Regions from separate parts of the Homo sapiens genome. Here region 1 is linked to region 2. Evidence: read pairs that join two places in POLR2A ChIA-PET (ENCODE). Cell type or tissue: MCF 10A. All regions are shown on one strand. Each heading gives the region's core, and the rest is flanking DNA. Links, peaks and the distances in the headings are about the cores only.

Region 1 (16,485 bases), core at 3,762-11,761, 130 kb after region 2:
CTAATGTTTTGTGTTTGTTTTGGATAATAGTCCCTAACACTTATCAGTGCCAGGGCTGTCATGAACTAATGCTTCTAAAACTTCCTGCATCTCTACGAGGTAAGTACTGGTCTCATCCCCATTTTGCAAATACAGAATCAGAGGCACAGATATATTAAATAACATACCTTTGGTCACACTGCCAATGTGGCACAGGCCAGGATTAACACCCAGGCTGGGTGACTCTAAAGCCCAAATACAGAGTGGCCTCACTAGCCCACCTCCCCTGTATGTTAGGAGGTCCCAGCATTTTTTCACCCTTAATGTGTGCACCTCCAATGAACTTCGTACATAGCAGGACAGTCACCAGGGAGCCCAGAGTGTGAAGCAGGGAAACGCTGTCACTGCAGATGTGATTGCAGCAGGATAGCCCTACTGGGCTCACTGACCAGCCAGAAATTAAGAGGGAAGGGAGGTAAGGAGGGAAGTGGGAAGTAAGTAAAATATGTGAAGGCCGGGCGTGGTGGTTCATGCCTGTAATCCCAGCACTTTGGGAGGCTGATGTGGGAGGATCACAAAGCCAAGAATTTGAGACCAGCCTGGGTAACATTGATAGACCCCATCTCTAAATAAAAAAAAAAAATTTTAATTAGTGGTGCACAGTGATAAGTGCCTGTAGTCTCAACTACTGGGGAGGCTAAGATGGGAGGATTGCTTAAGCCTGGGAGCTTGACGCTGGCTACAGCGAACGGGGATCACGCTACTGCACTCCAGCCTGGGTGACAGAGCAAGACCCTATCTCAAAAAAAAAAAAGGTCTTGTCACTTCATAGCTGTGACCTTGAACACATCACTTGACCTCTTTTTTTTTTTTTTTTTTTGAGACAGAGTCTTCGCTCCGTCACCCAGGCTGGAGTGCAGTGGCACAATCTCGGCTCACTGCAAGCTCCGCCTCCCGGGTTCACACCATACTCCTGCCTCAGCCTCCCAAGTAAGCTACTTAGGACTACAGGTGCCCACCACCACACCCAGCTAATTTTTTGTATTTTTTAGTAGAGACGAGGTTTCACCGTGTTAGCCAGGACGGTCTCAATCTCCTGACCTCGTGATCCTCCTGCCTCGGCCTCCCAAAGTGCTGGGATTACAGGCGTGAGCCACCGCGCCTGCCCCACTTGACCTCTTTGATTCACAGTTTCCTTATCTATGAAGTAAGGCTTAAGAACTAATCACTGTTTCTGTAAAATAAAGGATTCTCCACCCCCACCTTAGATAGCAAGTACCTTGAAGAGGACAAATGTGACATTCAAGGTGCCTTTTTTTTTCTTTTTTTTTTGAAATGGCGTTTTGATCTTGTTGCCTAGGCTGGAGTGCAGTGGCGCCATCTCGGCTCACCAGAACCTGCGTCTCCCAGGTTCAAGCTATTGTACTGCCTCAGCCTCCCAAGTAGCTGGGACTACAGGCATGCGCCACCATGCCTGGCTAATTTTTGTATTTTTAGTAGAGACGGGGTTTCACTATGTTGGCCAGGCTGGTCTTGAACTCCTGACCTCGTGATCTGCCTGCCTCGGCCTCCCAAAGTGCTGGGATTATAGGCATGAACCACCACGCCCGGCCTTCAACTTGTCTTCTTAACAGGGTGCTTTATTCCAAAGAAGGGGCTAATTTAAGGCAAACCGAGTAGTGCAAAACGATATGTGTTATGGGTCATCCAGACCTGCATTTGAATCCTACCTTTGCTACTAATATTAAGGAACCTCTCAGAGCTTGGTCATTACTGTTAATATAAAAATAACTAGGGCCAGGCACAGGAGTTCGAGACCAGCCTGTGCCAACATGCGAAACCCCATCTCTACTAAAAATACCAAAATTAGCCAGGCATGGTGGTGCACGCCTGTAGTCCCAGCTACTGGGAGACTGAGGCACGAGAATCATTTGAACCCAGGAGGCAGAGGTTGCAGTGAGCCAAGATCACACCACTGCACTCCAGCCTAGGCAACAGTGTGAGACACTTACTCAAAAAGAAAAAAAAAAAAAATTAGCCAGGTGTGGTGACATGCTTGTAATTCTACCTACCTGGGAGGCAGAGGTGGAAGCAGTGCTTGACCTCAGGAATTTGAGACTATAGTGAGCTAGGATCACGCCACTGCACTGCATCCTGGGCAACAGAGCAAGACCCTGTGTCAAAGTAACAGCAGACTAGGTCCACAACAGACTATTCAGAAGTTCAAAGAATTTTGCAAATATGCAAAGATAACACCACCAATTTGTATTTTCAGGGACTCACTCCTTTTCTGGTTGTTCCAGGAAAGGTTTTATAAGCCTCCTTTTTAATTTTTTTCATTGTGGATATGGAAGTGGTTCCATTAGCCAAGATATATGAATTTTTAACAACTCCCTCCCCCAAAAAATGATCCATTCACATAAATGAATCTTAGTCTTCATTTTATATTGATAAGCTGCAGGGCTGACACAATGTTTTTTTCTTTTAAAACTGTTTTGTCATTCTGAGAACGCGATGCTTTTTGCAAACACCCTTTTGAGGGAGTCAGGTCTTTCCACTGTGACAGAAAAATGTGCCGTGTCCAAAAGTGTGTTTTGAGCAGCACGGCATTCCTCCAGGCAAAGAGGCGGAGCAATTTCTTTAAATCTTGAAGATTTGAAGGAGAAGCTTCATCCACCATCTCTGTCTTGGGCCAAAAAGACAAAAACCCACCCTCTACCAGGGAAGTTTTTAGGAAACAAGCTCTGGTTTTCTCTGCAAACGATTCTGTCTTTCTTTAGAAAGAGTTCAGCTATGTGGGACTAACCCTATTGTAACATCTGTATTCAATCTGCATCTGCACAGAAAAGTTTGCTTAGGGAGCATCTCCAGGTACAGGGAGAAATGGGCTGGATGACATAAACCAGAGGGAGAGAGACAAACCAGGAAGCAGAACACCAGCACTCTGTTCTTCACCTTACCACTTCCAAGCTGTGCTTTGGCATGTCTCTTGACCTCCCTGAGACTCAGTTTCCTTATCTGGAAAACAGAGATAAAAACACCTTTCCTGTCCACTGCAAGAGAGTTGTTCCTTCCCTCCCACCTTTAGCCAAGCAGAGAACTGCTGCCACTCTGACCCAGCTGTGACCCAATTTGCACACATATAATAATGACCAAGTAGTGCAGGGGTTGCAAACTCAAGTGTCTGATGCAAAAATGAATGAATGACATGTAGCCGATACTGTCGGTGCCTCACCCAGAACCCTCTGCCAGTTGTCAGCCCCTCTGAACATCAGTGTAATTCCAACAGCCCAAACCTTAGACCTCCTATGCTGTGTCCCTTTACTACCACTACCAGGTAGTCAGTAGACCTTAGCCAATGACCTTGCCTCAGGCCAAGACAACTCTGGAGTTCCCTGTAGGCTCAGGCTGAAGCTACCCTCCAAGGGCCTTTGCATGAAATTGCACCTTTGCTTGGTTTCTTCCCCTTTCCAGTCCCAATTCCCTCACTCCCTTGTCAGCTTCTGCTGTTTCAGGGTCTGCCCTTGGGTAACCCAGCCTAAGATAAAAGACCTGGGAGTTGGCCGGGCGTGGTGACTCATGCCTATAATCCCAGCACTTTGGGAGGCCGAGGCAGGCGGATCACAAGGTCAGGAGTTCGAGACCAGCCTGGCCAATATGGTGAAACCCCATCTCTACTAAAAATACAAAAATTAGCCAGGTGTGGTGGCACACGCCTGTATTCCTAGCTACTCAGGAGGCTGAGGCAGGAGAATCGCTTGAACCCGGAGGGAGAGGTTGCAGTGAGCTGAGACCACACCACTGTACTCTAGCCTGGGCAACAGAGTAAGACTCTGTCTCAAAAAAAAAAAAAAAAAAAAAAAAAAGACCTGGTAGTTCATGCCACATCTAAAGGGGGCAGCTGCTGCTCAGCTCCAGCCTATCCAACCACGTGAAGATGCAGGTGCAATGTTTCCAGACATTCTGATGTTTCAAGAGAGTCTAGAGATTTTTTTTTTTTTTTTTTTTTTTTGAGATGGAGTCTTGCTCTGTCGCCCAGGCTGGAGTGCAGTGCCGCGATATTGGCTCACTGCAACCTCTGCCTCCCGGGTTCACGTGATTCTCCTGCCTCAGCCTCCTGAGTAGCTGGGACTACAGCCGCCCGCCACCACGCCCAGCTAATTTTTTGTATTTTTAGTAGAGACAGGGTTTCACCATGTTAGCCAGGATGGTCTCGATCCCCTGACCTCATGATCTGCCTGCCTTGGCCTCCCAAAGTGCTGGGATTACAGGCATGAGCCACAGTGCCTGGCCAAAACTGCCAATTTTTAAGTGCTGGCCATTTAATTTTTTAAAACTTCACACTATGGAGACCAAATTAAACACATCTGTGGATCAAGTCCAGCAATTTCTAAGTACCAAGTGCCTAATATGTATTTAATACGCTGGCCCCAAGTTCTTTGCATGTGTCATCTCATATAATCCTCACAACATATCCTGTGAGACAGACATTATCCCCATTTTACAGAAAAAGAAACTGAGACAAAAGAGAGGTTAAGTAACTTGCATAAGTTCATATTGCCAGGAAGTAGCAGAACTGATTTTCAAACCAAGCTTTGTCTGACTGTAAAGACTGTGCTCTGAACCACTGAGCGGCTCTGCCTTCCCTTCTATATTTAAGCAACTCCCCGGAGGGGAATCAGAAACTTAGGTGAATAAGTCACCCAACATGTGGGTTGAGGAGAGGGGCAAGAGGGGAGGAGAAAAGCCTTAAGCATAATGTGCGTTAGAGCATTGTCCATAACTGTGACAAACCGAGGACAGTGCAAATGCCCAGGAGGAGAAAATGGTTACACAAATAATGGTTCACGGAATTCTGTGCTCTCATTTTAAACAATAAGTACGAAAACTATAAAGGAAAATATCTATAATACAATACTGAGTGAAAAACACAGACAAAATCATACTGACCACAAAGTTGGCAGGTTTTGGATGGAATCAGACCTGGGTTTGAATCCCAGCTCTGCCAACTGTGACTATAGGACCCCTCAGAGCCTCCGCTTCTCCAACAGAGTAATTGGGATAATAATTCCTCCCTTCTAGAGTTATTGCAAGGATTCGGTGAAAAATATGTAAAAGGTTTTAGCACAACCCAGGCCCATGGTGAAAGAACTCACACCATGTGCAGATGTGTGTAGGAGCAGGGATAAAGACGAGAAGAGACCCCAGGCAAATGGGCAGGGTCATTTAAGACACTGAAACATTATAAGAATTTCAATTTTTTCATCTAAGGTTGTTACAATATCTCAACAAAGTATACAAACATAAATGAGGGCTTTGAACTAGAGTTATACAATTAAATAAGTTTCCTCTAATTGACAACCCTGCCCTTCTCACTCATCCTGGGAGGTGCTGTGCTTACAAGTATGAGGTCAGCTCTTGGGACAATTTACACAGAAATCAGAAATTATGAGCCTCTGTAGCTTCTCCTCCCCAAGCGCATGCAACTCTTTAGCCCTGCCTATTACCTGTTTTCTTAAGGAAATCTTCCATAAAGGCCGGGCGCGGTGGCTCACACCTGTAATCCCAGCACTTTGGGAGGCCGAGGCAGGTGGATCACAAGGTCAGGAGTTCGGGACCAGCCTGGCCAAGATGGTGAAACCCCGTCTCCACTAAAAATACAAAAATTAGCCAGGCGTGGTGGCAGGCACCTGTAATCCCAGCTACTCGAGAGGCTGAGGCAGGGAAATTGCTTTAACCCAGGAGGCAGAGGTTGCACTGAGCCGAGATCGTGCCACTGCCCTCTAGCCTGGGTGACATAGCAAGACTCCATCTCAAAAAAAAAAAAAAAAAGGAATCTTCCACACAAAACCAGGGCAGGAAGCATCGAGGAAGGAAGGCTGAGGATGAAGGGCAAAGTCGAAATGCAAAAACACCGTAATTAACGTTTTGTTTAGAGGCGCTTTCAGAGATTTTGAACCTTAGTCTCAGAACCATTAGACACCCTTCAGCAAACCACAGGGCTGTCCACCAGGGTGTCAGCCCCAGTTCCTTCATTCACTGTGAAACGTGCACCTCGCCTACGGGTTCTCCCTGCTTGGGTTCTGGAAGCAGGCTACGGCAGGCCCTGTGCAGTGGGCGGGGTGTGTTCAGTCAGAGGCAGATGACCGGGGCGGGGCTTGTTTCGAGACAGTTATCGGTGGAGACAGGCTCAATTATTTTCATTATATGGAGTCAACAGAGACAGGAGGCATAATGGGTCTCAGTCAGAGAGGCAAAGGTTAAGGTAAGGGAAACAGGGGGAACCAAGGGGGGCCCTCCCAGGCCCACCGTGACCACTGAACCATGATGCCAGGGAGGGTGAGTGAAAACGGGAAGATGTCGGGTGTTTGTCTGGTCCTGCTCTGCTGGATCCAGCATGAACCCCTGGAGAGCCAAGACGGCATTTCCTGTGTGAGTGACTCTAAAAGCTTCCAGACAAGGCAGGTGTGCTGGCTCACGCCTATAATCCCAGCACTTTGGGAGGCCGAGGCTGGTGGATTGCTTGAGCCTAGGAGTTTGAGACCAACCTGAGCAACATGATGAAACACTGTCTCTACTAAAAATAGAAAAATTAGCTGGGCATGATGATGCGTGCCCGTAGTCCCGGCTACTTAGGAGGCCGAGGTGGGAGAATCGCTTCAGCATGGGAGGTGGAAGTTGCAGTGGGCCAAGATCATGCCACTGCTCTCTAGCCTGGGTGACAGAGCGAGACCCTGTCTCAAAATAAATAAATAAAAATAAAAGCTTCAGGTGGACAGAGCTTCATCAGGACCTCATCTGAATGGTCCAGCATTAGAGGGCAGAGTACCCTAAGCCCTCTTCTCTTGCCTTCCCACCCCTTTATCCTTTTCCTCTCCATAAATAACAACCAATGTTATAAGGGTTTGCTGCGTGCAAGGCACGGTGCTGAATACCTGGCACATATCTTTTTTTTTTTTTAAGACAGGGTCTCGCACTGTTGCCCAGGCTGGAGTACAGTGGCATCACAGTTCACTGCAGCCATGACCTCCCTGGCTCAAGCCATCCTCCTGCCTCGGCTTCCTGATTAGCTAGGACTACATGCACACACAACCACACCCAGCTGATTTTTGTATTTTTTGTAGAGACAGGGATCTCTCTATGTTGTCCAGGCTGGTCTTGAACTCCTAGGATCAAGCAACCTGAACATACGTTATTTCACTCTCTCATTAAACCTGTCAGGCACTGTGATGATCCCATTTAACCAATGAAGAAATTGAGACTCAGAAAGGGTTATAGGACTTGCCCAAGCCAGTAAGGGGCAGAATCAGCAAACCAAGGTCCATTGGGCCTACAGCCCAAGCTCTCCACTACAAGTTTCCTCTTTTCTTTTTTTTTTTTTTTTTTGAGGCGGAGTCTCGCTGTCTCCCAGGCTGGACTGCAGTGGCCTGATCTCGGCTCACTGCTAGCTCCGCCTCCCGGGTTCACGCCATTCTCCTGCCTCAGCCTCCTGAATAGCTGGGACTACAGGCGCCCGCCACCACGCCCGGCTAATTTTTTTTTTGTATTTTTAGTAGGGACGGGGTTTCACCGTGTTAGCCAGGATGATCTTGATCTCCTGACCTCATGATCCGCCCGCCTCAGCCTCCCAAAGTGCTGAGATTACAGGTGTGAGCCACCGTGCCCAGCCCCTTCTTTTTTCTTTCTACTGTTTACTGCTTATCCTCTGCACAGGCCAAAGGCCTCTCCCTCACCCTAAACCAGGCCCTGTACCTGTGTGGGTTTGGGGGCTACTCAGTAAGGCCCTTCAGGTGGAGGAGTTACTGTTTCTGAGATTTCTCAAGAACAGGAAACTTCCCCTTGCTGCCTGCAATAAATCCAAGCCTGCCTTCCTTTGTGATTTCACCCCGGGAGCAACACTCCAGCATGACTCATCACTGGGCCGGCAGGAGATCTCCTCTGGAGACTAGAGGTGACCTTGGCCAGGCACTCACATCCTGTGCCTGTTTTCCCGTTTGTCAAGTGGACAGCCCCAGCCTCCCCACCAGGCTTGTTGTGAACTATATGGCTGAACACAAAGCTTGTAGAAAATAATTTTTGAAACAGAATCTAAAATACTGACAATTACTCTAACTTCAGCCTATGTCCCACACACCAAACCAGGATCTAAATCCTTCCCAACCTTAATCCTGGCTGCAAGAGTTCTCCTGCACTCCTGCTGCCTTCTTGGTGTATGGTCGAACTAGGATTACTGGAAAAAAGACAGCTGACAGGGACAATAACCCGTTTTCCAAATGCGATGGGTCACTCCTCCTTCGGCTCCCCCATCACCCTATATTATAAGCACTTAGTTAATATCAGCTAACATTAATGAAACCCTGATTGAATATGTAAATTTATATTGTTTTGCTCTGGCAGGGCGCAGTGGCTCATGACGGTAATCCCAGCACTTTGGGAGGCAGAGGCAGGCAGATCACCTGAGGTCAGGAGTTTGAGACCAGCCTGGCCAACATGATGAAACCCCGTCTCTACTAAAAATACAAAAACTAGCCGAGCCTGGTGGCGCATGCCTGTAATCCCAGCTACTCAAGAGGCTGAGGCAGGAGAATCGCTTGAATCTGGGAGGTGGAGGCTGCAGTGGGCCAAGATCGCGCTAGTGCACTCCAGCTTGGGTGACAGAGTGAGACTCTGTCTCAAAAAGAAAAAAAATTATTTATATATATATACACATATACATATATATATACATATATATACACGTATATATATATATGTATATATATAGTTTTACTCATGTAACCCCTTATTACTAGACCCACTTTGCAAATAAGAAAAATTAAGTTTCAGACTGGTTGATTACAGAAACTCAAAGGTCACACACAGCTGGCAGGTGTCAAAGCCCAGATTCAAGATCGGGTCTGTCAATCTACACACTGTACTGTCTTCACTTTGTTTTAAAATTACAAATCCCGGTACTACTCCCTAGCCACTTTCTCTGCTTTATTTTATTTTATTTTTTGAGATGGAGTTTCGCTCTGTTGCCCTGGCTGGAGTGCAATGGTGCAATCTTGGCTCACTGCAACCTCCACCTCCTGGGTTCAAGCAATTCTTCTGCCTCAGCCTCCTAAGTAGCTGGGATTACAGGCATGCGCCACCATGCCCAGATAATTTTTTTTTATTTACTAGAGACATGGTTTCACCATGTTGGTCAGGCTGGTCTCGAACTCCTGACCCCAAGTGATCCACCCGCCTCGGCCACCCAAAGTGCTGGGATTACAGGTGGGAGCCCACCATGCCTGGCCCCTTCACTTCATTTTTCTGCATAGTTTCTATGCTCTTTGGTAAGAAATTAACAGTCACAACCCTCCTTTACCCAGGTAGAATGTAAATCAATGTGGGCAGGGATTTCTTGGTGTTTGGCCACTGCTGTATCCCCTCAGTGCCTAAAACAATGTCTGACACATAGTATCAGCAAATACTCAAGGTATTCAATAAATATTTTGCCCAAAACAAATTAATTTAGCCAAAAATTCTCATTAGCTATTTTTGACTGTCCTTTCTACTAGATTCTAAATTTGACAGCATTTTCTTCATCTCAGTCCCCATAACTGCCCCCCATCCCTCCCTGTTTCAAGTTTAGAATGACAGTTTTGAACATAGCAAAATATTATTTGATACTGCAATGTGATTTGGGGGTGGCCTGCTGTTTGGGGAATTCATTCTCCTCTCCACTCCCCACAACAAATGGGCACTCAGTAGAAAACTGTCTTAGGAAGGCTGGAAAATGTCTAGCACTTTCTCATCTTATCCCTCGGTTAGGTTCCTCCCGTCCCTGCTCCCTGAGGCTGATGGACAGGCAGGCGGGACAGCCCGATCGATCGATGCAAAGGTGCCCTCCTCCGCTCTTGTTTGCTGCTGCGTTTCTGACTCACATCTTCCCTGGGCTGTGGGAAAGTGTTCAGTGTGTGGCTTCACAAACTGCAGTGCAGCAGGGAGAGCGGGCAGTTGGAAATGATATGGAAAAGAAAGGATCTAATTAAGCAGAGTAGGTGATAGTGTCGGGAAGAAAAAGCAAGCAAGTGGCAATTTGGATATCTGCCTGCAAATAAAAGAGATGACTGTCGTTTTCTCCTCTGGCTCCTGTTTGCCCTATAAATCTCAGTTCACAAATCCAAGTGTTTTAATTATCGCTGTATAATACAACATGCTGTGCTGGGACTATCTTAGGGAAATTAAAACAAAGGAGGGGGAGACAGAGGGATTCAGGCTACCCCGTTCTCCCGTTTCTCTTGTTTACAATAATCCAAAGGTGTTTCTCCCCCCTTCTGCCATAAACACAACATGGGGTTTTCCAGTATTAAACTTATCACCTTCCTCCACTCACAAAAAGGAACTTCAGGCCCTAAGCTGTTGTCAACCATGCAACTCAGTTGCCAGGTGTCACCTTGGCCACTGTTGCTGTTTAATCCCCAAGAAATCAAAAGAACCAGGTCATGAATGAAATGCCAGGTCCAGCTCAAAAAGGAGAGTCCCTAGTGGGAAGCAGCATGATGATTAAAACTAGCATTTGAATATCACCTTCGCTACATACTAGCTGTGTGGCCTTGGGTAAATCATTTAACCTGAGTCTCACACTTCAAAGAAAACAAAACAGTGATAAGCAGGATTAAACATATAAGACTACAAAGCACTTAGCACAGTGCTCAACACACAGCAAGTGCTATGCAACACAGTCCCATCTCCAGTCTTTATCTCTGCCATTTCAAATACCTACAGTAAGCTTCTCCCAGGAAGCTGCCTGGTTCACTCCTTCCCTTCTACCTTATCAGTGAGCCTTCCTCACCCTAAATAAAATAGTAGCCCTCCCATCACACACACTGCATTTCCCCTTACATGCTTCATTTTTGTCCATAACAAAGTACTCCTTGACATTTTACATATATACACATACATTCACGTGTCGCCTAACGACTGGGGTAAGTTCTGAGAAATGTTCTGAGAAATGCTTCGTTAGGCGATTTCATCGTTATGCGAACATCGTAGAGCTAGAGTGTACTTACTTAAACCTAGATGGTATAGCCTACTACACACCTAGGCTATACAGTACAGCCTATTGCTACTAGGCTACAAACCTGTACAGCATGGTACTGTACTGAATACTGTAGGCAACTGTAACACAGTGATAAACACTTGTGTATCTAAACATAGAAAAGGTAATGCACTGCACTAAGCTAAGACATTAGGATAGCTATGATCTCACTAGGCAACAGAAATTTCTCAGCTCTATTATAATCTTATGGACCACCGCCGTTATCTGCAGTCCATCATTAACTGAACCATCATTATGCAGCCTACGACTGTACACATATATATGTATAGACATATACACATATACATACACTTACATATATATAAAATTATTTTATTCGGGCATCTTCACCTAAATTCCAAGAAGGCAGAACTTGTGTTGACCACTGTATTTCCAACGCCTGTAACAGTAGTGCCTGGCATGTAATGGATGTTTAATAAATATTATTAACGGGACCAGTAAATAGAAGCTATTTTTTCTATAATGGTTGGAAGGGCCCTCATAGACCACCTAGACCAAAGTTCTTCACAGGCCAGGAAACTCAGACCAGGTGGCATCAGATGACCTGCCCTATGGTTCCAGCTTCCCCAGAACTGAGTGGCGGGGACTAGGGACCCTGACTTCAGTGGCTTTGCTCTGCCTCAAGTCAGCCCATTCAGTGCCCACAACAACTTAGCAGGTTGGTGCCCTGTGCTCCTCATCTGAGGAATGGAAACAAGGAGATGGTTCACCCTCCCAAGTGTCAGGATGTGGATGTCCCAGTGACTGGCATTCTATAAAAGCAAAAAGGACAGGTGGAGACACAGAAGTCCGCTCTGGAAATCCATCAACAAATGTCCTCAGAGTTGAGGAACTGCAGACAGCTGCAGCACAAAGGAGCCAAAGGCCACTGTCTTTCTCTCTCAAAATCCACCCGCACCAAGGACCCTCTTGGCTTTCTAAATGATTGAAGGCAAGCAACTGTGGTCTCATTTCTGGGGTGCCTGGATGACCTCTTGCACAGACACAGGGGATTCTGTGGAGAAAAATGCCAACCCCTGCTCCATCATTTCTAGGTGCACGACCTCTCTGGGTACCAACTTTTCGTGGCTTAGGATCAAATGAGAAAACACGTGCACAGCACCTGGCACAGTGCATGGCACATAGCAGGCACACGAAAACATTAGCTGTTAGGAACCGCACGTTTAATATTCAAAGTCAACCCTCCATACATCTCACCAGCTCTTACCATTGCCCCCTAGAGCTGAGAAATCTGAATAGAAGGGCTTGCATTGGACTGGGGCTATTCAGCCTTAGAAATCCAACTCCAGGTAATCGTTTAAAGGAGCCCATTTTCCTATTCAAGTAGAGTGAAAAGAACTCCACCTCAGTCCCCAAGCCACTCAGGACCTCTCATAAGGCTGGCAAAGGGAAGATTCCAGTCTGAGAGCACTGGCCACCTAACTCTATTCCCAGAAAGTGGAGTCCGGCCCAGAGCTCCCTGGAAGTTGAGGTAACAAGACCCAACAAAAATATCCTGTATTCTCTTCACCACCTGTCTCCGCAAGCGAGTAATAAGACAAAGTATTAAAGAGAGACATCACCAGTAATCAGAATGTGGTAACTAAATGAGTCTTTTGTCTTCCACTTACAATGTGCAAGCTGGTCCGGTTCCTCAGCCTCTCTGAACCTGCTTCCTCAACTGTTTAAAGAGAAAAGCAACCTCTACCTCCTGGGGCTGGTCAAAGGATGAAATGAGAGAATTCTGTTCAGCGGTGTCTAGGACATTAGCTGCTGCTTTTAGTTCAAGAAGCCCAGTGCAGCCTATGCCGGAATAAGCATTACTTGCTCCAAAAGAACACTCTGTACAGCAAAGGCAGCCCTTTCCTAGACCACAGACCACACCACTCCAACATGGGCCACAGGTTGGGAGCAAACACTTACTCCACCAGAGGCTTCCTGAAATCTTACAAGCAAATGGAGTGAAAGTAGAAACTGAGACCCAAACAGCTTCTGAAAAGTGGATGCCCGGCTGGAAGTGGTGAGGGACGTTCCCCCACGAAAAAACTTGGACTTGGCAATCATTGCTTTGGACTTCGCAATGTAAATTGCCACTTTTGATGACTTGGGGATTCTAGAATGTTCCGGTCGCTCACTGATTCACAAATATAAGGTCTGGGGTGACCTAAACCTGCATGGTGTGTTCCAAGAGCCCCCAAAGCGTTCCAAGAGCTGGTGACTTTCGGCTCACGTAACTAACCTGGGCCTCAGTTTCCCTCCAGACCCTAACGAAGGAGATAACGGTTGTTGCCTCTACAGGGAAGCTGCGAGGCTAAACGGGGATGGCGCGCTAAGGCGCTCCCTAGACACAGCACGGAGCTCCCCGCGCGCGGTTCCCATTCGCTCCCGGAGAGAAGGGCGGCGCGCGGGCTCACACAAAAGCCCAGGACCTTCCTCCGCTGCAACTGTAGAAAAAGCAACTGGAACGCGAGCTGGGGCAGCGGCCGGGCCGGGGGCTCCTCCCGCAGGCGCCCAGGAGCCGCTCGGCCCGTGGCCCGGCCGGGGAGCAGGCGCCCCGCGGGAGCGCTGAGGCCCCGCTGTGCCGAACCGGGCGGGGGCGGAGGAGGCGGAAGCGGGGGCGGCCGGAGCGCGGTGGGGATGTTTAAAGGAAATTTACAATCATTTCCTCTCTGTGGTTTGGTGACAAATCAACAACATCCTGTTCTTTTGTGAGGCTCCGGGCGCCTGCGAGGCGGAGGCAGCGCTCCGGCTCTTAAAGGGACACACACAGGGCCCCTCTCCCAACGGTTCCCTGCGGCTCCCCCCCAAAAAAATACAGCTTCCTCAAGGCGTCACCTCCGGGGGCGCGCGGCCGGAATGCGGGGGCTGTGGCCGGAGCCGCCGCCAGGCCACGACCTGGATCGCGTCCCTCACCACCCCCCACCCCGCCCGACGGGAGGAGACGGCCGCGGCGGCGGCGCACCAATCTGAAGGACGTCCCGGCCCGGGGCCATGTCCCGCCGAGGGGGTGGGCAGGGGGCGGAGGGGCGTCCTCCCGAGGGTTCCCGTCCCTCCCCCCAACCCCAGGGCAGCTCCGCCGGGCTTCGGACCTCCGGGTAGTTATCCCCCTCCCCCAATCCCCTGGCCTCGAGTTTTGCAGTCCCAAAACTCTGGATTTATGGTTAAAATGTCGACGTACGCACAGGAGGTTTATAAAATGCCAAAGCAGAGACTTCCCGAGCTGTAGAAGTAATGAGAATCAGATGGTCGGGACCAGGAAAAAAAAAAAAAAAAAAAAAAACTACTCAACTGGCCTCCTGGGATTTCGTTCATTCAGTCATTTAATGAGTATGTTTTACTAAGTGCTGGTCACTACTCTAAGCCCCCGCACCGCAGGAACAACACAGATACGGTTCCTGCCCACAGGGGGCTTAGATTCTCAAAAATGAATGAACAGGATTATTTCACATCTACAAGTGCTATGAGTTTTTTAATGGGTCACATTCTAGAACAGCGGCTTTCTGTAGGGACACCTCTCTGAGGGGTCTGACCTGAGGCATCCAAGGATGAAAAGGCAAGGGTGCTAGGAAGAACTGGGTTGGAAAGGTCCAAACATTATTATCAGGAAAGAGCTCAGAAGTCTCATCCCAAAGACCGAGTGAAGGGCAGCCCCAGGGCTGCATTTTCCCCTTGAATACAAGCCTTGATAAGGGGCTTGGGTCCTTCTGCTCTTGCTATATCGCCTGAGCCTTTCCTTTCATCTCTCGGCCTCACAGCTTCCTATAAGGAAAATGAGACACTGAACTAGATACAGTACTTCTCAACCTAGGTGCAAATGAGAATTCCCAGGGAGGCTTTCAAAAACACTGACACCCCTGACCCCACCTCAGACAAAGGGAATGAGGATCTTTGGTAATGGGGCCTAGGCACTGGCATTTCTGTAAGACTTCAAAAGTGAGTTTAGTGTACAACCAGGGTTAAGAGCCACTGACTTAGGGCCGGGCGCGGTGGCTCACGCCTGTAATCCCAGCACTTTGGGAGGCCGAGGCGGGCGGATCAGTTGAGGTCAGGAGTTTGAGACCAGCCTGACCAACATGGAGAAACCCCGTCTCTACTAAAAATACAAAATTAGCCGGGCGTGGTGGCGTGCACCTGTAATCCCAGCTGCTCAGGAGGCTGAGGCTGGAGAATCACTTGAACCCGGCAGGTGGAGGTTGCGGTGAGCTGAGATGGCGCCATTGCGTTGCAGCCTGGGCAACAAGAGCAAAACTCTGTTTCAAAAAAAAAAAAAAAAGAGCCACTGACCTAGATGATATTTAAAGTTTGGGTTTAAAATGCAGTAAGGTGGCTGGGCGCAGTGGCTCACGCCTGTTAATCCCAGCACTTTGGGAGGCCGAGGCAGGCAGATCATGAGGTCAGGAGATGGAGACCATCTCCTGGCCAACATGGCGAAACTCCGTCTCTACTAAAATACAAAAAATTAGCCGGGCGTGGTGGCACCGCCTGTAGTCCCAGCTACTTGGGAGGCTGAGGCAGTGGAATCCCTTGAACCCAGGAGGCAGAGGTTGCAGTGAGCCGAGATCGCGCCACTGCACTCCAGCCTGGTGACAGAGCAAGACTCCATCTCAAAATAAAATAAAATAAAATAAAATAAAGTGCAGTAAGAAGGCCAGGCGCGCTGGCTCACACCTGTAATCCTAGCACTTTGGGAGGCCAAGATGGGCAGATCACCTGAGGTCAGGAGTTTGAAACCAGCCTGGCCAACCAGCCTGGCCAACATGGTGAAACCCTGTATCTACTAAAAATACAAAAAAAAGTTTAGCCAGGCATGGTGGCAGGCGCCTGTAATCTCACCTACTTGGGAGGCTGAGGCAGGAGAATTGTTTGAACCTGGGAGGCGGAGGTTGCAGTGAGCCGAGATCGTGCCCCTGCACTCCAGCCTGGGCGACAGAGGGAGACTCTGTCTCAAAAAAATAAATAAAAATAAAGTGCAGGAAGAGCTATTTCAATTCAGGGCATAATCATCCACGTTCATTGAGTGCTTAGCAGCTGCTATATAATACCCTAAGTAAGCTACATATGTATTTTATCTAATTTAAGTTACAAAGAAAAACCTTACCAACTTAGATATTATTATTATTCCTATTTACAGATGAGGAAACTGGGTACAGGGATGACACAAAATATGGTCAAGGGCACACAGGTATTAAGTGGTCTTGTCTGTATCCTGTAAGCTGAAATGCCATTCCAGTGGCAAGGAACAAATTTCTACCTAATGGGGTTGTTAATAAGGCAGAGTAGCTACCCAGAGAAGAGCATGGGGTGCTATAAGCCCAGGTTGCTCATACATCTTGGACAGAGGCAGCGGACTGGCCTAGATGCCCAGAGTTCAGGTCTTAAAAGAGAGATTGTAACTCAAAGAAAACAGACTTTTATGTTTCTTGGTGCTAATCCTCTCG
Region 2 (16,485 bases), core at 4,264-12,263:
ACATTTATGCTGCAGTTAGAATGAGGAAGACATATAGGGACTAATATGGAGAGGGATCTAGGTCACTTCTGTTGAGTGACAAAAGCAAGTGGCAGACTACTACTTACCATATGATTTACATAATCATTTCTCACCAATAAACAAAATAACATGTTTAAATAGCCATGAATATACTTGTAAAGGCTCATCAAGGTCTTCAAGGCTAAGCACAAATGGAAAACCTCAGATTCTCTGGAGAGTATGAGGAAAGGGCCCTGGGATTCGGACTAGTGGTGAAGGACCTCAGTCTTACTTGACATTTTCTGATTTTGTTTATAAGAACGATGTATTTATGTATCACTTATACAATTAGAAATAATTTTAAGATGTTTAAATAAATTGGATATGTCTTTCCTAGCAATGGGACTTCTCCCCCAACATACATAAAAGAAACAAAATAAAACAAAGTAACTCTTCTCGGCTCCAGGAACCTCAACTTGACAGCTGACAATTTCTCTATTCATCATTCACTCTTCATTCAACAAATATTTCCTGAGGGCCTACTATGTGCAGGCCCAGTTCTGTAAACATCTCTTCTCTCAACACAGAGCCTCCTACTCCAGAGTTTCTTCATTCCCTAATACTCCACATAATCATGTCTTAGTCCCAAGTGCTTTTCCACCGCCAGTTCTGCTTTCCCAACTCTTAGCCTGAGCCCCAGCCCTCTCATTCTCCCAGGCACTCAGCAATTCCTTGACAAATATTAAGATAACCATTAGCCTCTGTACCACTTAGCTCCACTTCATTGACTCCAACCCTGACCTGATGAGAGCATTCTCAAGTCTACAAAGGCTAGGAATGAATGTGGAGTGGTCTTCCCCACTAAGACCACCCCCAACTCTCATAGTAGGGACATACACAGTGAAATGCAAATCTCCATCTGAAAAAGGCTTCCCGCCCCTTGCTAGACACAGCAATAGGATTGTTATTCTGAGGCTTGGATTTGCTAACCTCCCAACCATGCATCCATAGGTCCTGCTCAGGCTGCAGCTGGCAAGAAAGGAGACATTTAACACACTAACAGGTTTGCTTCCTATATCAGGCTTTATATCATTTCTGCCAATGCATATTCTCCTGGCCAAGGATGAGCTTCACTCTTCCTTGACTTTTCAAAACGGCCTATGGACCTTGCATGTGAAGCCCAGTTTCTATTAATTTTCCTTTCTCTAGTCTGCTTGCAAAACCAAAAAATGTTAAAAAGCAAAAGCAAAATTCCAAAGGGCATGGTAGTGGTTTGGCAAGTGGTAGGTTTCTCCGGGAGACAGACAGAATTTGTGGGTAAAGGGTTAAACATTAACACGCTTCCCTGGAAGGACTCTCTACCCTGGTAATGGAACCCAAGTGCAAACTTTGGCAGGAATCAAACATTAGCTCATGACAGGTGTAGGCTTCACGCTGGCTGCCGCTGCATTTCCAGCAAAAAAATTGGGGACGTGGGGACTACTCCATGACACAGTAGGCTGGAACAGATTGCTTTGCAGAGATCTCTTCTGGCTGAAATAATTCCCTATAACAACTTCCTTGACATGCTGTCAGGATGGCCTGTTTCCAAGGTCATAGCTGGTGCATAGGGATATAATAGACATCATCTGTGGTCTTCCAGAGATTAAGTTGCCAGAACAACTGCACTACAGCCTTCAAATAGAGCCATTCACCCATTCCGCAACCTTTACTAAATTCGGTCCCCCTGTCACACACTCCCCGGCAGCCTCCAGTTGTTCCCACATTATAATATTGTTCACTTTTACTGCAAACCTGGGGTCACAAACTCAAATGTCTATGGGAGCCAGCCAGATAATATAAATGAACAAAGCAGGCTACATGATAACCAGAGGGTCCCTGCCTGCCTAGAGAGAGAGGCCACTCAGTTCCAGTTGATGATGTTAACTTCAGGATGCTTTTCTTGAATGGAGTTCTTTGCAGATCTCTTCTGGTTGAAATAAGTCTATACCCAATGTCCTGACACTGTCAGGATGGGCTGTGTACTAAGTTGAATCATTGTATTCCACTTATACACAAGAAACCTCAGAATATGACCTTACCTGAAAATAGGGTCTTGCAGATGTAATTTGTTAAATTAAAATGAAGTTATACTGGATTGGAGTGGGCCCTAACTCCAGTGACCTGTGTCCTTTAAGAAAAGAGACAGAGAGGCTGTGCACGGTGGCTCACGCCTGTAATCCCAGCAATTTGGGAGGCCGAGGCGGGTGGATCACCTGAGGTCAGGAGTCCGAGACCAGCCTGGCCAACATGGTGAAACCCCGTCTCTACCAAAAATACAAAATTAGCCAGGTGTGGTGGCAGATGCCTGTAGTTCCAGCTACTTGGGAGGCTGAGACAGGAGAATCACTTGAACCCGGGAGGCAGAAACTGCAGTAAGCCAAGATTGGCACCACTGCACTCCAGCCTGGGCCAGACAGAGCGAGACTCTATCTCAAAAAAAAAAAAAAAAGAAAGAAAAGAAAAGAGACAGAGAGATACAAATACGCACAGAGAGGAGAACAATGTGTGCAAACAGAGGCAGAGCTCAGAGCAATGTTATCCACCAGCCAAGAAATCCCAAGCATTGTTGGCACCTGCCAGAAGCTGGGACAGAGGTATGGAACCATCCAGCTCAACAGAGGACTCCTTTGGAGTCTTCTCATTTTTTTTTTTTTCTTATAAAAAGGCAAGATCTTTCCATGAAAAAGAACAAAAGCAAACTCGTGCATGGGCCTCTGTGCTACATGGTTTCTCATCTGAACAACCACAGAGGCCCCAGCCCACTCTGGCCCCTTTTAATCCATTCTCCACATTGCGGCCAGAAGGATCTTTTGAAAACTCAAATCAGATGATGTCACTCATCTCCCTGAAATGCTTTAATGATGTCCCACTGCTATTTCAATAAAGACTAACATTGTTACCATAGCGTATATGGCCCTGCAGGCTCTCGTCTCTACTCCCCCTCACTGCCTTGGTCTCACTGGATTCCTGTTGCCTCTCTGCCCTATGTTCTCTTCAACCTCAGGACCTTGGCACATGCTGATCTCACTACCTCAAATATCCTCATTCTTCCCACTCCCACAATGCACACACACACACATTCATGTATATACCTACTTCCTTCACCTGGCAAACGCCTACTTATCCTTCAGCACTCAGGTCAGCCATCATGTCCCTGACCACTCATCTAAAGTTAGTCCAGGCCGGGCGTGGTGGCTCACACCTGTAATCCCAGCACTTTGGGAGGCCAAGGCAGGAGGATCACTTGAGGTCAGGAGTTCAAGACCAACCTGGCCGACATGGTGGAACCCCTTCTTTATTAAAAATACAAAAATTAGCCAGGCGTGGTGGTACACGCCTGTAATCCCAGCTATTTGGGAGGCTGAGGCAGGAGAATGGTTTGAACCTGGGAGGCGGAGGGTGCAGTGAGCTGAGATTGCACCACTGCACTCCAGCCTGGGCAATAGAGCAAGACGCTGTCGAAAGAGGGGAGGGGGAGGGGGAAAGAAAGTTCAATCATTTTCACAGTCATCATACCATGTCCCTTTCAAATTTAGCACCTCTCACCAAAATCTGTGTGATCATCTGATTCACATCTGCCACCCTCATTAGACTGTTATCCCTTGTGCCTAGGACGGTGCCTGCCACACAGTGTGGTCTCATAGGAGACAGGACAGTGTTCATCTCTCCAGGGAATTTGCATGTTTGATTTTCTCCTACTCCAGGTTAAAAGTTCTCTACAGTCTTTTTACTTCAGTTGTCCTTGGATTGTACTTTTGTTTTAGGTACATTTCACATTTTGCACTGTTCTGTTATGTTCTAAGTCTTCTGACTATGCGCCACAACTGTGGGGAGGGATTACATTGTGATCATTATTGTCTTACACAATGTATAGTATGGGGCCCTATCATATTTAATAAGTATTTGTTGGGTTACTAAAGACGTATTTTTAAACCTTTCCTTTTAATAATGGTAAGGAAGGCTTTATACAGTTGTACAGGCAGAGTGTAATGGCACAGAGGCTAAGAGACAGGGCTCTAGAGTCTGAAACCTGCTTGAATCTGCTTTGTGCCAGGTGTAACTCAGGGGAGGACAGGTTTTGGATGGGAGGGCCACTTCTTTGCAATGCTGATTCTAGTTTTTAAGAAGCCTTTATTAGAAATGTCAGGTTTTTGGCTGGGAACAGTGGCTCATGCCTGTAATCCCAGCACTTTGGGAGGCCGAGGTGGGTGGATCACTGGAGGTCAGGAGTTCAAGACCAGCCTGACCAACATGGTGAGCCTGGGAGGCAGAGGTTGCAGTGAGCTGAGATCATGCCACTGCACTCCAGCGTGGGTGAGAGAACTAGACTGTCTCAAAAAAAAAAAAAGAAAGAAAGAAAGAAAAAGAAAAAAAAAAGTCAGGTTTTCTACTGCACGGATTCCATTCTATTGTAAATGCCTTGCTCAGATGGGTTTAAACTCTTAAGTTTCACTATCTGTTTTTAGCTGGGTGCTATTCCTACCCCCAAAAAAGCATTTGATAATGCCCAGTGGCATTTTTTATTGTTATGACTTGAGCTAGGGGGTTGAGGGGGAGGATTGCTACTGGCATCTAGTAGGTCGAGACCAGGATGCTGCTAGACCTCCGACAGGACACTGAAGCCACTGCTGCCACCACTGCCGCCACTGCCACCACCATTACCACAACCAACACAATCGCCACCGCCGCCACCACCTCCAACAAATAATTATCTGGCTCAAAATATCAGTAGTGCTGAAGTTGAGAAACCTTGTTCTAGACCATTCTATTTCAATGTCCTAGGGACTCTGGCCTTATATTCATAGACATCATGTCACAGGCTTGAGTAACTTAGTCTCTATGGCATTTCAATCAGCTCCTCTTTTAAAAGAAGAGCCTTTGACAATAATCAGTGTGTTTTAAAACTTTGTGGACCATACGGTAGTTTGCCCTGACCCAAATTAAATCTCTCATCTCTCCCACCCAGGCCCCCAGATTCCCCATTTTGGCCATGGTCCTTCAGAAGAGTCCAGAGAGCCTCAAGGCACTACAGGCTGTTCAGTGCGTGCAAGAAATCTGTGGTTAATCACTTCAACCTGCTTTACTTCAACAGATTTTCGGAGACCTGTTTATTGTTCCACTGCTTGGCTACTCTGGAGTTATCTATGACCGAAGTCTTACATTTGTTTGCAGAGCAGAAGAAGGTATATTTTTATTCTCACATCCCTTCCAAGTCCCTGAATTAAATTAGTGTGAACTTTCCAAAATAAATTCACCTTTGAGATGAAATGAAGCATGGAAAGTTTCAACCCAAAGGATACCTTATTGGAAAGTTAGAAGCAAATGAAAATAGGGATTATGATGATATTTTACTGTAACTTCAGCACTTGTAGTTACAAAGGCTAGAGTATTTGTTCATAGAAAATATTCTCTAAAGGGTTGATGCATGCATTCCAGGACTGACGTTCTTCAGACTCCAAGGGAAAAAATAGAACGGAAAAATCAACACATGTGGATCTAATTCTGCACCATGTCACTGGTTAAAATCCAAGGAAAGAATGTTTTATCAGAATGAGACATGGGGAACAATCAATAATAGGAAGGAAGACCTCTGATTCTCTCACTCCACAAATGTAATTTGGTGGACCATGATTGTGGTCTAGCAGCATTTGTCAGCAACTGCAAGTTCACATTTTATGTGTATAAGCCACCACGATTTTTCCTACAGAAAACTATTCTCATAGCTCTGGGCAATTTGTAATATAGACAGATGGTAGGGCATTTGGAGTTGTTTTTTTTTCTCTTAATACTCAACATGAGAAAACATTTCCAATCACTTCCAACCCCTGGAAGATTTGAAATCTGGACGATTCTAAGCATGCACCTTTTAAAAAATCAATCCATAGCCATAACTGTGACTTTGCCCACATAAGGCCTAAATACTATTAGTCGAAGCAGCATTAAAAGTAGTGTAGCAGGTCAAGTGTGGTGGCTCACGCATATAGTCCCAGCACTTTGGGAGGCTGCGGCAGGTGGATCACCTGACGTCAGGAGTTCAAGACCAGCCTGGACATGGTGAAACCACGTCTCTACTAAAAATACAAAAATGAGCCGGGCGCAGTGAGCCGGTGTGGTGGCAGGCGCTTGTTGTCCCAGCTGCTCGGGAGGCTGAGGCAGGAGAATTTCTTGAACCCAGGAGGCGGAGGTTGCAGTGAGCTGAAATTGCGCCACTGCGCTCCAGCCTGGGCAACAGAGTGAGACTCCATCTCAAAAAAAGAAAAAATAAAAAAACCAGAACTGCTCTGTAAAGCAGGGTTCCTGGAAGCTCAGCCCTCCCTTCATCCTCCTGCCCCCATCCCAATACTCTTCTTGGTTCCCTGCTGTCCGGATAATCACATGAAAAAAAAATTGTTTCAGGATGAATTTTTTTATTTTCAATTGATTGAACTGGCATCATTTAGAGCTGGTCTTTACTTAGGCCACGAGAGCATGTTTGTACTTCTCCTTAATTTTAATACCTCACATAAATAGTAGTTACTGGGGAATATAATCTGGGGGGTTTGACTTTCGTTTTTACTCTCCTTGACTCTGTATTATGTTTTTTATTATTTCCTGGAAAAGGCAGTTTTTACTGTAAAAAATAAATAAATCCTGGCTCAGCATGGTAGCTTATGCCTATAATCCCAGTACTTTGGGAGGCCAAGGTGTGAGGATCACTCGAGACCATCCTGGGCAACATAGTGCGACCCCATCTCTACAGAAAATTTAAAAGTTAGCCGGGTGTGGTTGCATGAGCCTGTGGTCTCAGTTGCTAGAGAGGCTGAGGCAGGAGGACTGCTTGAGCCCAAGAGGTCAGGGCCACAGTGAGCCATGATTGTGCCTCCATCCTGGGCGACAGAGTGAACCAGTCTCAAAAAAAAAAAAATCAATAAATCAATTTTGAAAAAAACTAACATGTTACCAAGTTTCCTTTTTGCCCTTTTGGTTAATTTTTTAGATTGTATATTGGGCAAAAGGAAAAGGGACAAATTTCATCTTCTGTTTTCTTCACCTATAATTTGATCATGTATATGGAGTTAGTTAAATTGATACACACTCTAAAGCCAGAAAAGGGTCTGACGCATTCTCCCATCTGCATTTTCATTAACATAGTCTTGATGAATGTAAGATGCTGGCACTGTGGTGTCTGCCACCCACTGACGGTCAGTATTGATTTTGCTGCCTTGGATGGCTACACAGAGATCCTGCCCTATATCGTGGCCCCATACGTGCACCACTTTGCATCAAAGAATCCCCATTTTCAGATGAAGGAAGATAGTTCGTCTGTTAAGGGCATGTCCTTGGCATGGGCTAACGAAACAATCACATTCAAAACCTAAAGGTTATGTGTATATTGGGTAATTCTAGATTTTTTAATAAAAGCATTTAGTAAAATTCACAGAACCTTTAATTTATACTTGGAATGCAAAGACATCTTTAAAACCTTTTCTCACTGGGCGCAGTGGCTCACGCCTGTAATCCCAACACATTGGGAGGCCAAGGCAGGTGGATCACCTGAGGTCAGGAGTTTAAGACTAGCCTGGCCAACTAGTGAAACCCCCTTCTCTACCAAAAATACAAAAATTAGCTGGGCCTGGTGGCACATGCCTGTAATCCCAGCTACTCGGGAGGCTGAGGAAGGAGAATCACTTGAACCCGGGAGGCGGAGGTTGCAGTGAGCTGAGATCATGTCACTGCACTCCAGCCTGGGTGAAAAAAAAAAAAAAAGTTTTTGCATCAGAAAATGGTCCCCTCAAAATGCATGTTATCACCAAAACAATAATCACCACCTCAGATCTGTAATCCTGCCAAAGAAAGCTATTCAATGGGGCAGTGAGATGACAGGGGCTCACAGAAGCTCATGTTCCCTGAAATATCCTTTGCATTTGTCTTTAAAAAGCATGAGGGGAAATCAAAGCAGCTGAAATTGTGGCTTTTTTTTTCCTGGCCAGATCTGAAAAACAATATTCCAGAAGCTGTGCATCTTATCTTATGGTCCACATTTCCAGTGGGGCCGAATACAGAAAGTGCATTTGGATTGGCACGTGGTTTGAACTATTTTACTTTAGAGAAAGAAAATTGAGCAATCTTGGAAGAACTCCATATTCTTCTTTAAAAAAAAATTTTTTTTTCTTAGGTTCCTCTTGAAAACTACTTTGAGCAGGAAGGAAGGGTTTGGAACAGCTGTCCCTCGGTGAGTTTGGAGAATGTTAATCACTGTCCCTTCTCTCTTTTACTTAAAGATTAGCTCACATCCCAGGCCCCTGCAAAAGGAAACCGCATATACTTAACTTTTGAGACTATCGTGAGGAACTTTTCTGTAACAGTAGTAGCATGTCAGCCAGATCTAAAAGATGCTCAAGTCTGGAAACTTACCCCAAGGCAATGAGAGCCCATAGGGTCAGCAATGGGCCGACTGGACATTTGAGAAAGTCATTTATTTCTTGACTAAATTTCCCCAGGAAAAAGTAAAACTTAAGAAAAACAGAGCACAAATGAAACTGCCATATACATAGGCATCTGCAACTTTAACCAAAGGGTGCTCTCAGGCAAGGTGACCCTGCATACACCATGTCAGCTTAAAAATATTATATTAAAGGCATTTTCCTCTGTATATTAAGTAAGGAAACATGCAGGGAAATAGATAACATATAATTCCATTTTAATAAAATAATGATTCCTCCAATCCAAGATTTTAAAAAGCTTTTATACGATTATTTGAGCACAGAGCTAGATGTGGAGGGATGTACAACCCACTGCGAATATTTGTAACAGGGAAGAGAGTAAGAGGAGGAGGGAGGAGGTGTTTTTAAAAAAAGAGAAACAAATTTTCTTGGATAGAAATTTTTGGAATTTTTTGTTTTGGAAACAAATTTTCTTGGATAATATGCATGCCATAATATTATGGAAAATTAAGACTAAAATTCTATCTTTGGTTTTATTGTAAAATGCAAACACTGAGTATGTACATAGACAAGAAATACAAGGTGACACAAATGGAAACTTGTTTGCTTTAGGATGAAATCATGGATAATTCTCTTAAAGCAATTGCCATAAGCCATTTTAGAAATATGGAATATGATACATTCTCTACCTGTGGCCAATACCCTTTATAACACACTGGTTAGATATGTAACCTTGAGACAAAAATGAAATGCATCTTAAAAGTCGGTCTGAGACTCTGTGAATACAGGTGGTGGTCTATGGAGTCTAAATGAATCATTCAGGCTAGAGAATTCCAGCCACACACACAAATGGGACAAGAAGTGAAGCCGTTCGCCTCAACGACTGATTTCCTTGGGCACCTGGTGGTCGCGAGGTCTGTGACCCCAGGAAAAGCTGGAGGCCGACACACCAGAGCTGCACAGCACTGAAGGGAAAAGCAGCATCTGACCCAAACATTTGAAACAGGTACTCTGAGTCTGTCAATATGGCCACAAGATGCTCGCTTTACATGGTGGATAGGAAACTGATCAGAAAAAAAAAAATAAGGAAATAAAATATTAAAACATGTAAATGTGACGGAAATTATAAACAGCCTAAAGCTCCTCTCCCTTCGGGAACAGCTGTGTCTGCTAATCCCTCGAGGAGTCCTCCCTGCGATCCCCCTTCCTTCCTTCCTCCCTCTCTCTCTAATAGCTCCCTTGTTCCTGCTGGACAAAACTAGCCCTTTGTGGCTGCTCTCAGAACAACATTAAAAACAGGAATAGGGAAATTGTAAACAGGAGGCTTCTGGCCTACAGGCGAAGACACACACAGGCCTCTGAGGCCTACTTCATGCTAAGCAAAGAAACAGATCTTTGTTGCTAAAGGGATTAGGACCGCGGGATTTCGGAGGCACTGCTGAGGCATTCAGCTGGCCTGAAGTAGGGGCTTTGTAAAGAGATACCTCCATTAGAGGTCTGTGAGCGGAAATCATTCATACTCTTTATACAATCTGGGTAATGTGATAGCGCTGGCCTGTTAAACGCCTCTGGTGAGGCAGGGTCCCATCTCCTTGAATGGTAAATTCTTTAGCAGCTAAATAGATGGTGGTATAATTACCTTCACTGAATTTTTCTGTGGGGGGTGGGGGTTGTCTTCAACCTTTAACCCTTAGTGGGAATAACATTAAAGGATCACCCAGTGTCAGGGAGGCAAAGACTTTCCATGTCCACTCGGAGATAGTCTTTGGCCTTCTGTTGTCAGCATAATGTGATTAAAAAAAAAATGGAACTCTTCATGCATCATCTTAACATATAGTGAATGTCCACTTTGTCCCCACATTCATCAGGATGATGACTATATCCATAATTGCCTCTTTCCATGTCCCTTGTCTAGACAGCCCTCCAACTTGCTTACCTCATTCCTGTCTAGTCCGTGCCCACTTTCCCCAGCCAGGCCTTCCTTGACTTGCCCTCCCCAAGTTGGACTGGTACCCTTTCTGTAGTGTCCACGCCTGTCTCTCCCACTGCATTTTCCATAAAGTGGAGGACTATGTGTGTCTGCCTACCCCCATAGATGATGAGTTCCTAGAGGCTGTGGCTTATTTACCTTTGTATCCACAATGCCTGGCTCTTAATAGATGTCTGAGCTGTGCACAGCACAGTGTGAGATGGACAGGTTATTTGGCCTTTAGACTGGTCCCTGTGGTTGCTGGAAAGAACTTTCCTAGTGAACCTAGGGGTCTTAAGAGACCAAGCAACATACACTGTGGCCAGTTAGGAAAGAAAAAGTGAGTCCTCCAAAAAACATAGCAAGTGGTCGCTTCCCACAAATGGCCAGCCTCTTTCTGAATAACTTGGCTGACCTTGATCCTGCCTCCACATTCTTCTTGGTTAGGGAATAGTCACCAGTAAAATGGAAATGTTCTTTGGGTTCACATTTGGAGTCCCTGGATCCAAATATTAATTATGGTTTCAGCTGTTATATACTTAAAAAAATCAGAGCCAACTCCAGACTTAAAGTTAGAACTGAAGAGGGAAGAAATGATGCATCCAAGCTAAGAGACACTTTCCCTGGTTTTATCAGCCCATCCTGGAGGGCTAACAAGTTCATTTTGGGAGAAAGTGTGGCTCTAGGTAGATGTGGGGTTTGCAGTCATTTCACTTGGAAGGAGTCCTGGATTCTGTTTATAAGATATGACTGCAAATACGACGGAGGCTTTGCAACAACTGTTAGAAGGCAGGGTTTTGCCTGTATGGATGTTCTCAGAGATCTGGGTTATGCTTCTATAAGGGCATGACCTTGAACATCATTAATTGTTGGTTCTTTCCATTGTTCACAATTATCTTTCTAGATTACCTCTCTCTTCTCACCATTTGGCAGATAGGACTTTCCGCTCTTACATTATTAACAATCACTGTCTGCAAAAAGCAGTTAAATATGGAATCAAGAAAATAGCTATGAGGCCATGGGTTTTGTCTCTAATTCTGCCACTTACTTGATCATCCACTCAACCAAAAAGTACTGAGTCCCTACTATGTGCCGCACACTGCACCAGGCACTGAGAACACGGAGGTGAGCATAGCATGGGACTCAATATAAACAGGGGTGGACACATGTAACAAGAGAGGCTGAGACCATGACAGCCACCTGCACATGGCTTTCTGGAAGCATGAAGCAGTGAGTGCCAGAAGGAGTTTAAGGAAGGCCCCCAGAAGGAGATGAGAACTTAGCTCAGAAGATCCTGGTAGGGAAAAAAAAAAAAAATCCATAAACATATTTCTGATAATTGAGGAAAGTTGAATACAGACTGCATATTAAATATTATTATATTGATTTTAAAATTCTTGAGCATAATGGCATTGTGGTTATATAGGAGAGCATTTTCGTTGTTGTTTTTAGTTTCCCTGGCTGGAAAGCAGTCGCTATTCATAGGCGCGATCACAGGATCACAGCGCAGTACAACCTCAAACTCCTGGACCAAGAGATCCTCCTGCCTCAGGCTCCCAGAGAGCATTCTTTTTTTTTTTTTTTTTTTTCTTTTTTTTGAGACGGAGTCTCACTCTGTCGCCCAGGCTGGAGTGCAGTGGTGCGATCTCGGCTCACTGTAAACTCCGCCTCCCAGGTTCACGCCATTCTCCTGCCTCAGCCTCCCGAGTAGCTGGGACTACAGGCGCCCGCCACCACGCCCGGCTAATTTTTTGCATTTTTAGTAGAGACAGGGTTTCACCGTGTTAGCTAGGATGTTCGCGATCTCCTGACCTCGTGATCCACCCGCCTCGGCCTCCCAAAGTGCTGGGATTACAGGCGTGAGCCACCGCGCCCGGCCAAGAGCATTCTTAGCCTTAGGGAACACGTGCTGAACTATTTATGTGTGAGGAGTCATGATATCTATAGGTTCCTTTCAAAGAGTTCTGAAAAACATTTGTTTTCCTGTGTGTGTGTGTGTGTGTGTGTGTGTGTGTGTGTGTGTGTGCGCGCGCGCGCACATACATACAGCAGGGGTGAGGAGAGAATATGGCAAAATGTTAATCAGTGAATCTACGTGAAGATACATGAATATTTCATGGTACAATTCTTTGTGTTTGAAGTTTTTCAAAATAAAACATTTGGGCCGGACGTGGTGGCTCACCCTGTAATCCTAGCACTTTGGGAGGCTGAGGCAGGTGGATCACCTGAGGTCAGGACTTCGAGACCAGCCTGACCAACATGGCGAAACTAAAATACTACTAAAAATACAAAAATTAGCCAGACATGGTGGTGCACACCTGTAATTCCAGCTACTCAAGAGTCTAAGGTGGAAGAATCACTTGAACCTGGGAAGCGGAGGTTGCAGTGAGCTGAGATCACGCCATTTGCCCTCCAGCCTGGGCAACAGAGCAAGACTCCATCTCCTAAAATAAAATAAAATAAAATAAAATATAATAAAATATAAAAAATTTGGTAAACAACTTGAAATACACATACAGGTTGAGCACCCCAAATCTGAAATGCTCCAAAGTCCAAAACTTTTTGAGGGCCAACATGATGCTCAAAGAAAATGCTCATTGGACCATTTTGGATTTTGGATTTTTGTATTTGGGATGTTTAACCAGTATAATGCAAATATTCCAAAATCTGAAAATCTTCTGTTCCCAAGCATTTTGGATGAAGGATACTCAACCTATATGTAAAGCTATTTCAAGGGCTAAACACTGCACTGAAAAAAGAAGGCATTTGTCAGATCAAGACAGAGGGGAAGGCACTCTAGGGAGAGGGTATGGTGACAGCAGAGGACTTGGAGCAGTAGCCGGTACATCAGTGAAGGCAGGGACTTCATCCGGATTGTTCCCTTCTGTATCCCCACACATGGAACTGCTCCTGGCACAGAGTCTGCACTTGTGTGGATTTGTCAAATGAATGAAAGAGTTAAACAGTGTCATTGATGTATGTAGGGAACTGCAAGCAGGGCAGACTACAGTGAGCATAAGGTTTGCATTAAGGAGTGAGAACTGGTTTGGCTGTGGAGGCAGGGGGCCTGGTCATGGAGGTCTTTGTATATTCTGCCAAGGTCCTGGGGCTTTATCCTATGGGCAACAGGAGCCATGAGCAGGAGGCAATGCCATCAGATTAGCATCCTGAGGGACCACCCTGGCAGTCAGATGTCACGTGGAGTGATGGAGCACAGGCCTGGAGGCAGGAGACAGGGGTACCAGCCAAGATGCCTTTGGCTTCCTTAAACACAAAACTCTGACTGAAATTGGCTGAATTTATCAAGGGACGTATTATCTGGTATAGCTGGAAGCTCTGAGATGACAAACAACACGGAAGACTTATTCAGTGGCTCAACAACATCACCACGGACCCAGTTTCCCTACCGCTCTCCTTCTCATCACTCCACTTCTCTCTGTGGCTGGCTCTGCCTACAGGCTGCCTTTTCTCATCTTCAAGAGATGGCTGCAGCAGTTCCCAGGGTGACATCCAGGCATCCAGGCACAGTGATGACCATAGACAGAAGGGAGCCATCTCTTCTATGTATCTTTTTTTTTTTTTTTTTTTTTTTTTTTGAGACAGGGTTCACTCCCATTGCCCAGGCTGGAATGCAGTGGCATGCTCTCGGCTCACTACAACCTCCTCCTCTCGGGCTCAAGCAATACTCCTGCCTTAGCCTCCTGAGAAACTGGGACTACAAGTGCACACCACCATGCCTGGCTAATTTTTGTATTTTTAGTAGAGATGGGGTTTCACCATATTGGCCAGGCTGTTCTTGAACTCCTGACCTCAAGTGATCCACCCACCTCGGCTTCCCAAAGTGCTGGAATTATAGGCGTGAGCCACCATGCCTGGCCTATTTTATGTATCTCTTTCTTAGCAAGATAACTTTTCCAGAAGCTTCCCAGCAAACCCTCCCTCCCATCTCACTGGCCCCGATTGGGTCACACACCCCATTCCAAAATCAATCATTGTCAGGGGATAAGTTTACATGTCTGGCTTAGCATAATTTACACATGGTGAGAGTCAACTGCTATGAATCATCAGTCAAAACTCTTGAAAGGCTACTGGGCCAGGCAACAGATGCTAGCAGCCCAAGCTACAATAATGGTGGTAAGGGATGGGGAAGTAAGAATAGGTAAGATTTATTTAGCAAGTTATGTTGGTAGAGTTTAGTGAATGTGGGAGGAGGAGGGAAAGGAGGAAGGAAAGGACACCCTCATCCATATTTCCAGCTTGGGTGAGCAGGTTAGAAGGAAGTTTGCTAACTGAGATAAGGTACACGGTGGGGAGGAGAGGTGGGTTTGGGGAAGAGATGGTCTGGGGCAGGCTCAATTTGAAGTGCCCATGGGCACTGGAATAAGACATTGAACAGTCAGTGGAGTGCAAACCATGATCCCAGGGTGGTGGTCCATAGTCAGATCTAGTTCTCGGATGGGCTTTGGTTCAGAAAGATGTTAAAAAAAAAATTGAACCAACATTTACTCTTTGAGAGATTCCAAATAGGATTATGTATTTCTAGCTTCTGTGGGAAAATTGGAAAATCTGGTGACACTGGCTCTGAATTCCTATGCATCAAGAGTTGGCTGGAGCCCAGCAGCAGCCACCCACTTTGGCTAAAACCAGCAGCTCTCTGGTCTGCCACACTCACAGTCAGTTTCATTCATTTTCTTTACCTGCTTGGCCCCTGAGGACATTTCCATCTGACACCTCTGATGGGGAAGAGGTCTGAGCTGCAGATATACATCTTGGAGTCACCGGCATTTAGGTGGCAGCAGAAGCCCTGACTGTGGGTGCCATTGCCCAGAGATGAAGTAGAATGAGAAGCAGTCAGGGAAGTATCCCTGGGGCCATCAAGTTTTTAGAAATAGAAGAGAAATTCATATAGAAGAGAAAGAAATGGTCAAATAAATTGGGGCAGAAGCAAGAAAGCTTGAAGTCTCAAAAGCTAAGAGAGGAGAGTTTGAAGCTGGAGGCAGTGCCCACCTGGGCCAGGTGCAGCAGGGAGGTCCAAAGACAGGAGGAGCCAAAGGAGACACAGCACTGGGGAGATGAGCTGTGGGTGCCACAGGGAGCGTTGCTCCCTCGCATGGTGAGGGAAGAAGCCAGAGAGCGATGAGTTGGGTAGAGGATGAGAGTTAAGTGGACAGAGTTCACATAGACTACTTGGGTGAGAAAGAGAAAAGAAAGTTGGGGTGGAGGCTAGAGAGGATATGGGGCCATGGGATGGTCCCTTTTAAGGATCAGTGAGACTTGGACATCTTAATGGGAGAAATAAGCCACTGGTGAAAGAAAGGCCATAGACATGTACCACACAGGGATGAACAACAGAACCAAGTCCAAGAGGAGGTGGTGGAGGTGAGGAGCAAAAGAGTCAGGCACCACTGGCTGGATCCACCAATAACAGGAGGGGTGTCCAGGCCTCCAAGGCTGGTGCATAGCAGGGGACACTAAACCTGAGTGTGTTCAGAAATCTGATGGCTATCGATGGACCTTTCATGATGGAGGTGGTGGTGGGGTGGAGAAATCAGTAATCTTTCAAAGGAATACTCCAAGGTGCCCATCTTTTTCCATTTGGTGTGAAGGCTGGGGTGGAGAGGTTTATCACTCACAGGTCCTGACTTATAAGCAGCAATGGGTAAAGAGCAGAGCAAGCCCTGGAGGCTGGTTTTCAAACCCTTGGAGGCTAAGTTCCTATCAGCAGAGGGGAAGGAATGTGCAGGCACAGTGGAATGATCATTCTTCCTGGGAGGCAGGAAGCTCTGGGAGGGGAGGCAGTCACAGCATCACACACAGCCTTGAGAGCTGTAGACAATGGAGCCCTCTCTGGTACACATCCTGGTTTGGGTGAGTGTTCCGCCCCTTTTCCTGTGCTTAACTCACTCCAGAAGCATCCACCATAACCAAGATGGACTAAACTTAACTCCACTCTTGCAGATGCCCCATCAACTCACAGATGCAAGTGGTGTCATCAAAGCCCCAGCATGTCACCCAACCGTTAACACCAATCCACATAAAGAAAATGAGCAT

Evidence for each region. Peaks named below come from ENCODE experiments on the same cell type or tissue, not always from the same donor. Only the 100,000 strongest peaks of a DNase experiment are listed, where the experiment ranks them.
Region 1: POLR2A ChIA-PET joins it to region 2 with 6 read pairs; 5 of 35 experiments call an interaction of 5 or more read pairs at or near these places.

What each region holds. Positions count from the first base shown.
Region 1 is chr5:142,354,341-142,370,825 of GRCh38, reverse strand. All of the region lies in intron 3 of SPRY4-AS1 (SPRY4 antisense RNA 1), which reads right to left. Among named protein-coding and RNA genes, the nearest start is that of SPRY4-AS1, 37 kb to the right of the region's middle. RefSeq lists enhancers at 6,210-6,259, 6,497-7,218, 7,219-7,938, 7,728-8,022, 14,163-14,964 and 1 more and silencers at 9,744-9,982, 13,476-14,125. In MCF 10A, for the core only: no CTCF peak of the experiment used is centred there; DNase peaks (open chromatin) are centred at 6,085, 6,475, 7,225, 7,885 and 1 weaker place.
Region 2 is chr5:142,484,775-142,501,259 of GRCh38, reverse strand. No RefSeq gene overlaps it. Among named protein-coding and RNA genes, the nearest start is that of SPRY4-AS1, 170 kb to the right of the region's middle. In MCF 10A, for the core only: no CTCF peak of the experiment used is centred there; no DNase peak of the experiment used is centred there.